Linked DNA regions of Homo sapiens: region 2 is linked to region 1. Evidence: chromatin contacts called from ENCODE Hi-C or POLR2A ChIA-PET data. All regions are on one chromosome and are shown on one strand. Each heading gives the region's core, a stretch centred on a gene start or an enhancer-like site at or near the end of the contact. The rest is flanking DNA. Distances are from core to core; before and after follow the strand shown. Region 1 holds the start of HMX2 (H6 family homeobox 2). Region 2 holds the start of VAX1 (ventral anterior homeobox 1).

The links. Hi-C counts contacts between places; a loop is a spot of excess contacts on that map. ChIA-PET counts read pairs that join two places held with the same protein, here RNA polymerase II (POLR2A). Pooled maps may share reads with other maps.
Region 2: a pooled map shows a loop between it and region 1 (11-fold over the local background). The contact joins the promoter of VAX1 here to the promoter of HMX2 in region 1. A Hi-C loop is called at or near these places in 5 of 50 pooled maps. POLR2A ChIA-PET finds 5 or more read pairs at or near these places in 2 of 52 experiments (Panc1 and activated CD4-positive, alpha-beta T cell).

Annotation. Positions count from the first base shown.
Region 1 is chr10:123,144,780-123,150,445 of GRCh38, reverse strand. It overlaps HMX2 (H6 family homeobox 2), which reads right to left and starts at 2,310. Exons shown (of 2, transcript NM_005519.2): 1 at 1,800-2,310; 2 at 1-876. The coding sequence starts at 2,067. The coding sequence ends at 323. RefSeq lists silencers at 199-493, 1,601-1,730, 2,121-2,440.
Region 2 is chr10:117,135,963-117,141,628 of GRCh38, reverse strand. VAX1 (ventral anterior homeobox 1) reads left to right here and starts at 3,359. Exons shown (of 3, transcript NM_001112704.2): 1 at 3,359-3,813; 2 at 4,970-5,157. The coding sequence starts at 3,573. RefSeq lists enhancers at 604-1,189, 1,190-1,776.

The DNA.
Region 1 (5,666 bases), core at 1,061-3,560:
TTTTTCCCTACCAACCACAGCCTGTCTGGCCAAAACTCCCTTTCCCACCACCACCCGAGAACATCTCACTCCGAATGGTTTTCAAAGCGTACTGGTTCGGTCTAGGTAGGAAGCAGGCTCTCTGACTTAGGGAATGCCAATAAATACCCGAAACAATCAAAACAAAAAGTAGGGCAGAGACCATAAATAAGAGCTAATGAATACACATGGTGTATTTCTTCATATTTCTGGAAACACGCCGCCTTGCTCCGGAGCCCTGCTTACAGTACAGTACGCGCCCGGCTCTGCGGGCAGCTGGGGGCGGCGCGGGGCGGCGGGCCGGTCAGTAGTCGAGCTTGTTGTATAGGTTGTAGAGAGGTAAGGCCGAGAGGTTGCTTCCCGGGTAGTAGAGCGGCGCGGGAAAGGCGAGCGAGCGCGGCACCGGCACGCGCAGCAGCGAACTGTCCCGGAACACCAGCGGCATGCTCACCAGAGTCTGCGCCGACGCGTGCGCCATGTTGGCCGCCTCCAGCTCAGCCGAGAGCTGCCGCTTCCACTTGTTGCGGCGGTTCTGGAACCAAGTCTTTACCTGGGTCTCCGTGAGCTGCAGGCTGGAGGCGAGGCAGGCGCGCTCCGAGCTGCTCAGGTAGCGCTTCATGTCGAAGGTGGACTCGAGCTGGTACACCTGGCTGCGCGAAAAGACGGTGCGCGTCTTCTTCTTGGCCGCGCCGGCCTGCCGCTCAGCGCCGCCGTCCCGCGGCCGCTCGGACCCCGGCGAGGGCGAGCCCGCGGGCAGGAGCCTCTCTTTCTCTTCTTTAAAGTCCGAGTGCGAAGGAGAGAGGAAAGGCGTGCGCTCCAAGCCGCCCGGGCCCGAGCCTCCGCTGCCCTTGGGGGTACCTGAGGAGCGAGAACAGACAGAAAGGCCATGGAGTTGGTTGGGGAGCCTCGGAGACCGCCAGCTCTCCCTGGGACCAAGCGGTTGGCAAGCGCCTGCAGCCTTGGTCCCACCTTACCAATCCCCTCCTCTTATCCCTCTCACTGGCCCCCCAAACCCAGCACCCCGTCCTTTAAAAGCGACAAGAGAGGGACCCAGCTACTTGGAGTATGGGGTCTCTGTGCTCCCACCTTTATGAATGGGCCAGGGGCAACAGGGAGAGGAGGTCTGGAGGGGGAAACATTAGCATGGTTTTAAAAGGCGAATTTGCTTGGTGGTAATTGAGCTGGAAGAGTTCCTCGAGCTTTATAGGGTGGCATCATTTCACAGGCCGTTTGTTTGGAAATCACGCTAAGGACTAACGCAGGACTCCCCTTCGTCAAATGTTGTAAAGAGGAACCGTCTCTGAAATGCACCATTGTCAATCATCTTGGAGTGCTAATCATTCCAAGGAGGAGAGAGAGAGAAAGGCAGAGATACGGAGCGAGTGAGGAAGAAGACTCAGAAAGAGATTACGGTGGAGACAGACTGCCCAGACCCGACTTGCAGATCTCCACCTCGTGTCCGGAAAGAAAGTACCAGATGTGCAGTGATTGAGGACAGCCGGGTGTAAGGCCGGCCGCGTGTCCCTCTCGCTGTGGTCCACTCTCTCAACAACTCAACCTTCCCCAGGAAGCCCAAGCCGGCACGGGTCTGTGTTCGCCTGCTCCCAGGGGCCCACCGGGCGGAGGAGGCACCACAGTGCGCGCCCCTCTCCCCGCGGTCCCGAACCCCCGGCTGCCGCAGCTCTGGCCAGAGGGGGCCCGGCGCGGGAGTCTTGGCGGGGCGCTCAGCCTCCCTCCCCTCGCGCTCGCTCGCTGCCACACTGGCGACGTGCGATCCTTACCCAGGCAAGGAAAAGGGATGGGGGGATGGTGCTTGGGGCCCTGCTCCTTAGGGCCGTGCTGGTCTGGGCAGAAGCAGGCGGGCGCCTTCCAGCCGTCGTCCGGCTCCTCCTCCTCCGAGGACACGGACAGGCTGCGCTTCCTGGCTGGCCAGCCGACGGGCTCCCGCGGTGCCTCCGAGGGGCCCCCGCCCAGGATGGACTGGATGGTGAAGCTGGAGACGCCACCGGCCGCCGGACACCCCTTGCCCGCATCTTCTTTGCTGCCCATCCTGGGTTCATAAGAAATCGAAGGAAACCAAGAACTCCCTTTAGAGACGATCTGGGTGATCTGGGTGGAAGGTGGTGCAGCAGGCAGGCAGTGGGGAGGGGCGGGGAGGAAATCTAGGGGGAGGGGGCGCCGAGGCTGGTGAGGCGTCCCTTCCGCGCCAGGGACATGCAGGCACCGGATGGCTGCGCAGGGGTTCCTGCCCGCCTGGCTCTGGGTGCGCCCGCCCAGCCCCGGTGCAAATGCCCCTTCCTCGCCCGCCAACTCGCCGGGTCTCCGGCGGCGCGGAGGCGGCGCGGCCTCATTTGCATAGAGGTTACCCGAACGCGGCCAATCGCAGCGCCGCCGAGCGGCCCCGGAAAATTTCAAAACGCTCCGGCCAGGCACACAGCACCGGTGCGCCCCCAGAGCGCGCCGAGGGCCTGGCGGGCATCAGCGGCGTCTAACCAGGGGCAGCCAGGGCTGAAAGCAGCTGCAGATTCTAGCCCGGGTTCCTGGCGGCTGCGGCAACTCCGACTCCTTGGACCCCTTGGACCCTTCTCTCCAGAGGCAGGGGCGGTGCGGGACTCGGAGCTGGAGTGGCTCGACGCCTCCGCAGGCGACGGGTCTCCGCGCCTCCCAGGGGCTTGTACAGGCTGCTCCACCATCCTCCCCCAGCCCTCCACCCCTTCTAGCCCCAGTGGGCGGGCAAAGCCGGCACTCCTGGGACCGTGGCGCCCTGCGTGGGGGTGAGGTGGGTTAGGAGCAGGCGTCTCCAGGCGGACGCTCATCCTCTCCAGCATGGCCAGGAGCCTTGGGAGCAGACATTCCCCTTCCCCGTCTGCAGACCTCATCCCTGTCACAGGTTCTACGGACCTACAGAATCTTTAGGGGGAGGGAGGAAGCCCTAAGACCTCTAGTCAAGAGATCTGGGTTCAAATTCCGGCACAACTATTTACACACTGCATGAACTTGCACAACTCATGCCGATTAAAGCCTCTCTGCCCTCATAGTTGAAAATAACTTCTCGGATTGCCTCAGGTAGGGATTAAAAGCCTCGAAGCACTAGCAGCGCATAGTAGGTACTCCATAAACCTGGCCGGGTAGCCCATGGCCCACCCGTGTTTTAAGCGAATCTGTGTTTTTGTTTTGTAAATTTTGAAGGTTTCCGAACTGCTGCAGAAATAGACGCCTTACTCCCAGGAAGAAGATAAGGAACTGGTGACAGGACTCGGTTTTAGAATTGAGCAGACTCGACTCAATTCTCGGCTGGGTGATCTTGGGGGAAGACATTTGGAAATTCTGAGGCTCGGTTTCTTTATTCCTAAAATTGGAGGAAGCAGTGCCTCCCTCGCAGAGGCTGTTGTGAGGTCAAACTACCCAGCACCGAGCCTGGCACACCGTGGTGCTCAGTAAATAGTGATTCCCTCTGTGTTCTCATAGCCCCCTTCTGTGCCCTGGCTCTCGCCCCTTTAATTCCTAGATCAGCTGTTACCCGAGCTAGAATTAGCCCAGCCAAGCAAAGCGGTTTGGGGCCACAGTCGTCTGCACAAGCTTCCTGGAAACTGAAGTGAGGCAAGGCCCGAAGTGCTCAGGCAACCCCGTCCCCTCAAGCTGTGACCTCTAGACCTCTTGGCCAAGAGATTCCAGAAGCCCTGTCTTTAGGGTGCCCCCCAAGTGCAGCCAAGGGTGAGTGGAGACTCTGGAATCAGTCCCCACAAATGTCCAGACACTGCATGACTGTGCAGTTCCTTCCTCGCCTGCACCGCGCCCGGGTTATTAAGTAAAGCGCTTATAATATCATTAGCCGCGGTGAGTTACCGACTGCGGCCCTGCCCGTGGCAGAACTCTTCCCTACTTAACTCCTCGAGGGGCTCGTTAATGGGCTAATTGATTAGGAGTCGGCCGCGCAGCCGGGGCAGGGGCAGGCGAGGGGGCGGGGGCCAGGGGGTGCGCGCAGCGGCCCGGGAGGCCAGCGAGGGGCAGGTGCCGGCCTCCGTCACCGCATTAACCTCTTCAGGGCTCAGCGGCAGGGTCGAGACACATTACAAATGGTCAGCTTTAATCATGGTGTCAGCTCATTAACCCGGAAGGACCTGGCGCTGAAATACAATTTGTGCGTTCTCCTCTGCGCCGCGGCGGCGCAGGCTCCTGGGCCACGTCGCAGCGGGTCCCGCGTGCTCCCGCGCTGTTGGGGGGTACGCGGGAGGTTCAGCGAAAGAATCGTCGGATTCTCACTAACCATCCGCTTCTCGCAGACATCCTGAGCTAGGCGCTGCCTCCGGAGCCAGGGTCAAGGCAGCCCCGAGGGGAACTGGCCAGCTAACTCGGGGAGCAGTGCCAGCCACCCCGCTGGGGAAGAAAGCTGGGGGCAGGCAGGGAAAGTTGGTCGAACCTTCCTGAACTGTAAATATGTCGTGCGGGGAACATGCTGGAAGCTCCCCAGCATTCTTCGCTTTAATCCTGATGGCAAACAAGTGACACAGATCTATTCACTCAATGTACAGGCCGGGAAACTGAGGCTCAAGAAAACAAGAGACTAGCCCAGGCAGACAAAGCAAGACTCGTGCTCAAGGTTGTTCCACTGCCAATACATCACATTTGGGAGGAGGGAGAGAGGAGCAGACACAGGCATTGAGCTTGGAGGATGGCTGCGGGGAAGACTGTGAGGATCCTGCTGACTCGGGATGGCGGGGGCGGGTATATGGGTGGGGCAAGAGCCCAAGGAGTGATCTCTGTCAGATCAGGGGACCTCGAAGTGGGCCTCGGAAAAGCAACTCCCAGGCCCTGAAACAGTGAGAGACTGGGGAGTCGACCCTTGCAAGAAGCCTGGCTTGCGGACTCTAAACAAGGAAGTTATGAAGCCTTGCGTCCCTATCTCTCCTTCCCCTAGGGATAGTTTGGGAAGTCAAAAAGATCCATCTTGCCTTGTATTTCCTCTGTCCCGTCCCTCTAATCGCTTCGAGGGTCTGATCTTCACCGAGGCACTTCCTCTGCTGCCACACCCGGCAAAGGACGCATTAATTCGCATGAAGGCACTTGCATAAACGCCTGCGCACACTCACACATTCATTCAGCAAACGTTCACTGAGCTCCTACTAGTGCGTGCACTTTACCAGGGAAGAGATGGTGGTGGGCACGGGGCTGGGGCAAGGAAGGCTGTGGTGGAGACCCAGCTCTGCAGCCTGACTGACTGCAGTTCCCCTGAGCTCCCCTCGATTGATAGCCCGAGGGACCTCCCGCCCCTCCAGCACCTATAGCCGTCACACCGCAAGGACGGGAGGGACAAGAAACAACCTTCCTTGCCGCCCCTTTCTAGCATATGGGGATCTTCACCGGGAGCACGGAGGCCCAGACGCCCTCTCCTGGGCCCAGTGTAGCTACAAAACTCACTCCCAGGAACACTCAGTTCCTGGAACCACCACCCACAGACACCTCATGTCTCTCCCCTAACGAGTGGCAATCCTTCAACTCAGTACTATCCCACACCCCGCCCACCTCCCTAGCCTTGGGATAGCTCCGCCCAATCCTACTCAGTTTAATACCCACACCTTGGAGGATGGCCCCTCTGCATCTTTGGGATCGACCCCCTGTCTCCCTCTCCTAGGAATTAGGCATAACCA
Region 2 (5,666 bases), core at 2,110-4,609, 6.0 Mb after region 1:
ATCCAGTAAGTGACTGCTTCATAAATAATTCCCCTGGACACGTTGGCTCACGTCTGTACTCCCAGCTACTCAGGAGGTTGAGGTGGGAGGATCGCTTGAGCCTGGGAATTCGAGGCTACAGTGAGCCGTGATGGTGCTACTGCACTCCAGCCTGGGCGACAGAGCGAGAACCTGTCTCAAAAATAAGTAAGTTTAAAAAACAAACAAACAGGCTGGGCTTTGTGGCTCATGTCTGTAATCCCAGCACTTTGGGAGGCCAAGGCGGGCGGATCACGAGGTCAAGAGATCGAGACCATCCTGGCCAACATGGTGAAACCCTGTCTCCAATAAAAACACAAAAATTAGCTGGGCGTGGTGGCGCGCGCCTGTAGTCCCAGCTACTCAGGTGGCTGAGGCAGGAGAATCTCTTGAACTCGGGAGGCGAAGGTTGTAGTGAGCGTAGATCGCGCCATTGCACTCCAGCCTGGCGACAGAGTGAGACTCCGTCTCAGACAAACAACAAACAAACAAACAAATAGTTCCCCCTTACAACAAAATATGCCACAAGATGAGGGAGGGCAGAAATTTCCGAGGCCAAACTTAAAATTTGCATTTGGGATTTGGCCATACTTTGGCCGTTCTCTGTGGCAGTGAATGCGGCTGCAGACGTCCCAGCGCCGCCATTGCCCACAGGGCGTGTCATTTCTAAGGGCAGCTGTTTGTTCCCTGACTGCCCCCGCCCCGCCCCCCAGCTCCCCCATCTACCTAAAAGAAAATGTAATGGGTTGGGCCATTTTTATTTTTTAAAAAGCTTTCTTCCAGGTCTTTGACCGGGCGCCGCAGGTGTCCGCATGGGTTTCCCAGGCCGCTGCGGCCTTCACCGACAGAAGGAGGCCGTACAGAGGGGTGCGGCCGGGCCGGGGACCCAGAGCCATCTGGGTCCCATTTGGGCCAAGGCTGCGGTTTGGGACTTCCGCCGCCTGCAGGGCTCCTAAAGGGCTGAGGAAGGCCTAGAATCCTCCTGCGCACCCGATCTCGCGTAGTCCGAGGGTCCGACCCCTCCAACCCCTCCAGGGTAGGGGGCAAGGAAGGGCCGGTGTGCCAGGGAATTCGGTCGCACCCCTCCCTGCCCAAGGAGGCCCAGGAGCTCCCTCGGGCCGAGCTCTGCAGGGAAGTGAATGCCCCATCTGCTGCAGGGACCCCCATCAGGAGGACCCGAATCCCAGGGACCCGCACCCGCGACGCGGTAGTGGGAGTCAAGACCCGGCGGCTGCACCCCCGACGGCTTGGCCGCATGGGAGCAAAGCCCTCGGTGCCTCAAGGCGCCAGTCTGGGCTTTTGAGCGTTGCGGGAGGTAACAGGAGAGTTCGCCGGATTTTAACACAATCCCACTCTACATCTTCAGAACAGGGTGGCCGCAAAGTCCCTTACCCCTCTTACCCGTCTCTGCTCCCACCCGCCTCACCAACCCGCCGGAGCAGAGCTCGTAATCAAAGGCACTTTCCCCGGGCGCCCAGTCGGCGTCGGACTTCGAGGGCAGCGTGCGCAGCGAAGCCGGGCTGAGGGGCGATCAGCCCGCTGGGGACCCTGGAAACCCGCCGCCCTGCGGAGAGTAGCTCGGGACAGTTCCACCGCTCCGCCCAGTCAACTAAAGTGGAAGCCTGATGTCGGCCTGCAGGGCCAGAGATGCCCTCCGGAGCTGGGCCAAACCTGGGTGCCCCTAAGTGGCTGGAGGGGTGGCTGGGTGGACAGCGCGAAAGACCCCGCTCAGGGGGCCCCCTCCTGGCTTGGGACGGTAGAGGGGTCCCGCGGGGTGGCGGCGGAGGCAGGGGAGGTGGCGGCGGGGCGGGAGGTGCGGACGGTGCGCGCGTCGCTGCGAGCTGGAGCCCCTAGGGGCCCGCCACACACACTCGCACCCCTCCCCCTCCCGGCCTTCCTCCCACCCGCTCGCCGCGACCCCCTCCCCAACCCCCTCCCCTCCCCCCGCCTCCGCCCCATTCTTGGAATTGTGTGGAAAAATTCTCAGCCAAACCTCCCACCTCTCCTCTCCCCCCACCCACCCCCTTTAAAAAACCCCTTTCCTCCCCGGCCCCTGCACTCTTTGTGAATGAGGGCAGGGAACACGGCCCTTCCCCCGCCCAGGAGCCACGCCAGACCGCCGCACTCAGAGGACTGTTTGTTAATAGTCCAATTAGATAATTGCCATCTTTCACTCCTTTTGCTCCGCATTTCCCATAAAGGAATGAATGGGGAGAGCGGCGTGGAGAGGGCTTCTGCCCCGGCAAGGTGACGAGAAGGGCTGGAGCATGCTCCTTGCACAAGGCCATGCGCTTGAATTGAATCATTGTAGCCTAATCAATGCTCTTATTGGATTACTGGCTGTTGCTTTTCTCAAAGATATTGTAGCAGAGACAATGAAATAGCTAGGGGAAAACTTTTTTTTTTTTTTTTTGAAGCAGATCTCACAGTTGAGATTTCTCGGCCGTCTCTCCCTCTCCCCCTCTCTCTCCTGCTGGACTCTGAGTACAAAGCTGCCCTTTGAATGGGCTGCCTCAGGGCTGCTGGAGGTGCAGGCATGAAAAAATCCAACTGGAACTAAATGAAGAGAGGTGGCAGTTTAAGATGGCTGTCTGCGTCGAGGTGTGTTAAGAAGGAGTTGTTTAGGGGAAAATCTTGGCTTTTTTAGAGTGCAAGGGAGATACTTTTTGGGAAAACTTTCTCCCCCCGCTCTGTCCCCCATCCCCCACTCCCAGACAACTGCTTTCTTCTGCCGCAGGGTGCGCAGGGTTTTTTTTTTCTCCCCCCACACCCCCCCGCCGCCCAACCCTCATTCAGCTCTATCTGGCGAGTGTGGAGAAAACCCCTCTAGCCAGTATGTGAGCAGGAGGGTCAAAGGCAAAAGGAAAGTTAATAATGCCTGCTAATGGTACTAACAATTCAGGATGAATCTTGTCAAAAGTTTTTCTGGAAGTGTGGGTCTTTGATTGTGTGTTTCCTGAAAGCAAGACCAATCATTTCCGTTTATTCACTGGCTAAACCCCTACTTGATTGGGGACAAGGACAGAAACCATCCATTACGATCTGATATATTATCCAAACAATTTAGTGTATTCATGAGGTAACCGAAACGTGGGGGCTGCGAAATTACCCGTAATCAATTGCAACAGCGAGTGTGCGTCCCCCCGGGTGTCGGACAACTACAACTCGCCGTCTCAGAAACAGGCGGGAGCCGCAGCATTTCGGAGTTGCGCTGTTCGCTACCTGATCGCCAGGCTGGGGACACTGGACGTGCTCAGAGGACGCGGGTGCTGACGAGGCGGCCTCGCCGCAGCTCCACCAGGATCCTGGACCAGACTGGCCGCCTCTCGGCGAGCGCGCCACTCTCCCGTCGCCGCTGACCCGCGCGCGGCCGCCGAAGCCTCCCCGCGGGGACATTCATTCTTGCCCCTTGCCTGTCGCCGGGCCGGGCGTACGGGCCGCGTTGTCGGGGGTTTTGTCCCCTTTTTCCTCTTTTTTTTTTCCTTCTCCGCCCCCCCCCCTTTTTTTTTTTTTTGCTTTTTTTTTCCTTTCTGTTTTTGTTGTTGTTCTTGCCTATGTTCGGGAAACCAGACAAAATGGACGTTCGATGCCACTCGGACGCCGAGGCTGCCCGGGTCTCGAAGAACGCGCACAAGGAGAGTCGGGAGAGCAAGGGCGCGGAGGGGAACCTCCCAGCCGCCTTCCTCAAGGAGCCGCAGGGCGCCTTCTCAGCGTCGGGCGCTGCTGAGGATTGTAACAAAAGTAAATCCAATTCCGCAGCGGACCCGGATTACTGCCGCCGGATCCTGGTCCGAGGTAGGGATGGGCAGGGCTGCCAGGCGCGTTCTTTGGGGTCGACTCCGGGGCCGGAGCTGCGCGCTGCCGCCGACACAGGCCGGTGGGAAGGAGTGCCGGCTGGGACTTGGGAGAAAGTTGTTGGCCCTCCCCGCCCCGAGTCCGGCTGGGGACAAGCGCCTGGGACTCTCCGGTGCGCTCTCCAGGGGCCTCGGCCCTCCACGCCCGGAGGGGCCCCGCTGACCGGGCTGCGGGGGGAGATGAGGGGCTGCGCGGGTGCGGCCGGGCATCGGGCTGCGGCCTCCGACCCGGGAAAGGAGCAGAAAACTCCGGGAGGAGGTGTGCGCGCTCCAAGGGCCGGACGACCTGCCGGGAGCCGGCCAGGGGACTCCCGCGCTCTGGAGGGCTGAGCGCACCCAAGGGGGAACGCGAGCCCCGGAGAACAGCTGCCGATCGCGGGCTACGGCCCTGCCAGTTAGTGCACTGGGCCGAGGACCCCACGGCCGCGATCGGTGCCCGACCGCTGCCGCCGGGAGAGGCAGCTGGGCTTGGTTACGGAGCCGCGGTTGCCGCTTTGGTGCTCTGCTCTGCCGCTCTCGGATGGCGCGGCGTGCACTTAGCCCCGGCGGCGGAGGCTGCGAGGCCGGGCCCCGGCCCGGCGCCGCCCCAGCCAGCAGCAGATCTCCGGGCCCGGCCGGCCCCGACTCAGTCCCTCCTCCTTCCGCCGCGCGGACTCCGGAGGGAAGGAGACTCGAGGGTGGGGGTGGGGACGTCTGGATCACGGTCTGGTCGGCAAGCCCAGAGCTGGGGCCCGCAGGACCCGGGCGGGGCGACAAGGGTACCCTCAGGCTACAGGGGACCCGGAAGGCTCAGCCGAGGCCCCCCCAGGCCGGAAGAAACGTCCGCCTATGTGGAATTGATTGGATTTTTTTCTCTCCCCTGTCTGGAGGACTCTACAAAAAGACAAAGTGTGGTCCCTCCTTCGGTCAGCGGTATGGAGTTAGGCCCCTTGCCCTCCACACAGTGTCTTTGCTACCTGGTTGTGGTCGCGCTCCGCACCCCGCCCCCCATCCCCAAAACTGCACGCTTCTGGGGACTGTGTCCCCAAATCCAGCTCGGGCCAAGGAGGTGGAGGGGGACGGGAGGGTTCTGGCGGCTGACATCTCCCCTTCCCCAGATGCCAAGGGGTCCATCCGAGAGATCATCCTGCCCAAGGGCCTGGACTTGGACCGGCCTAAGAGGACGCGCACGTCCTTCACCGCGGAGCAGCTCTATCGGCTGGAGATGGAGTTCCAGCGCTGCCAGTACGTGGTGGGCCGCGAGAGGACCGAGCTCGCCCGGCAGCTTAACCTCTCCGAGACCCAGGTACCCGGCGACCAGGCCGCACACAGTTCTGCACCAGCCTTCCTCCCCACCACCCCTACCTAGCCTGCTCTTCACCTCCTAACCTGCTCTGGACAGAACTACCCTTGGGAGGTGGAGGAGATGGGAAGGATGGGTAAGACAGGCCTAAGGATTCCTTCCCCTAGATAATACATCCTTTCCCCCCACCATTCCTGCCATCCCCAAATCCTCCAGGGCCCATGTTTTATCCACCTTGGCCTAGGCCCAGAAGGCCCCAAATCCTGTCCTTTTGGAATTTTTATTGTCCCCCGGTTTTGAGCATTTCCTTCGAGCTTCTGCTCTACAAAGAACTGACTTTTGCCCTTGTTTGGGGTACCCCATTTTGGCTAGATTTCTAGGCCCCACCCCTTGTGGGCCCACCCAGCTGTACTCAGCGTCCAGGCCCATTCTACAGGAGTGAGGCTAGATCTAACACCCCCTGCCCCAGCACCATGGGTGATTCCCAGGAATTAGGTGTACGCCCTCCTGGA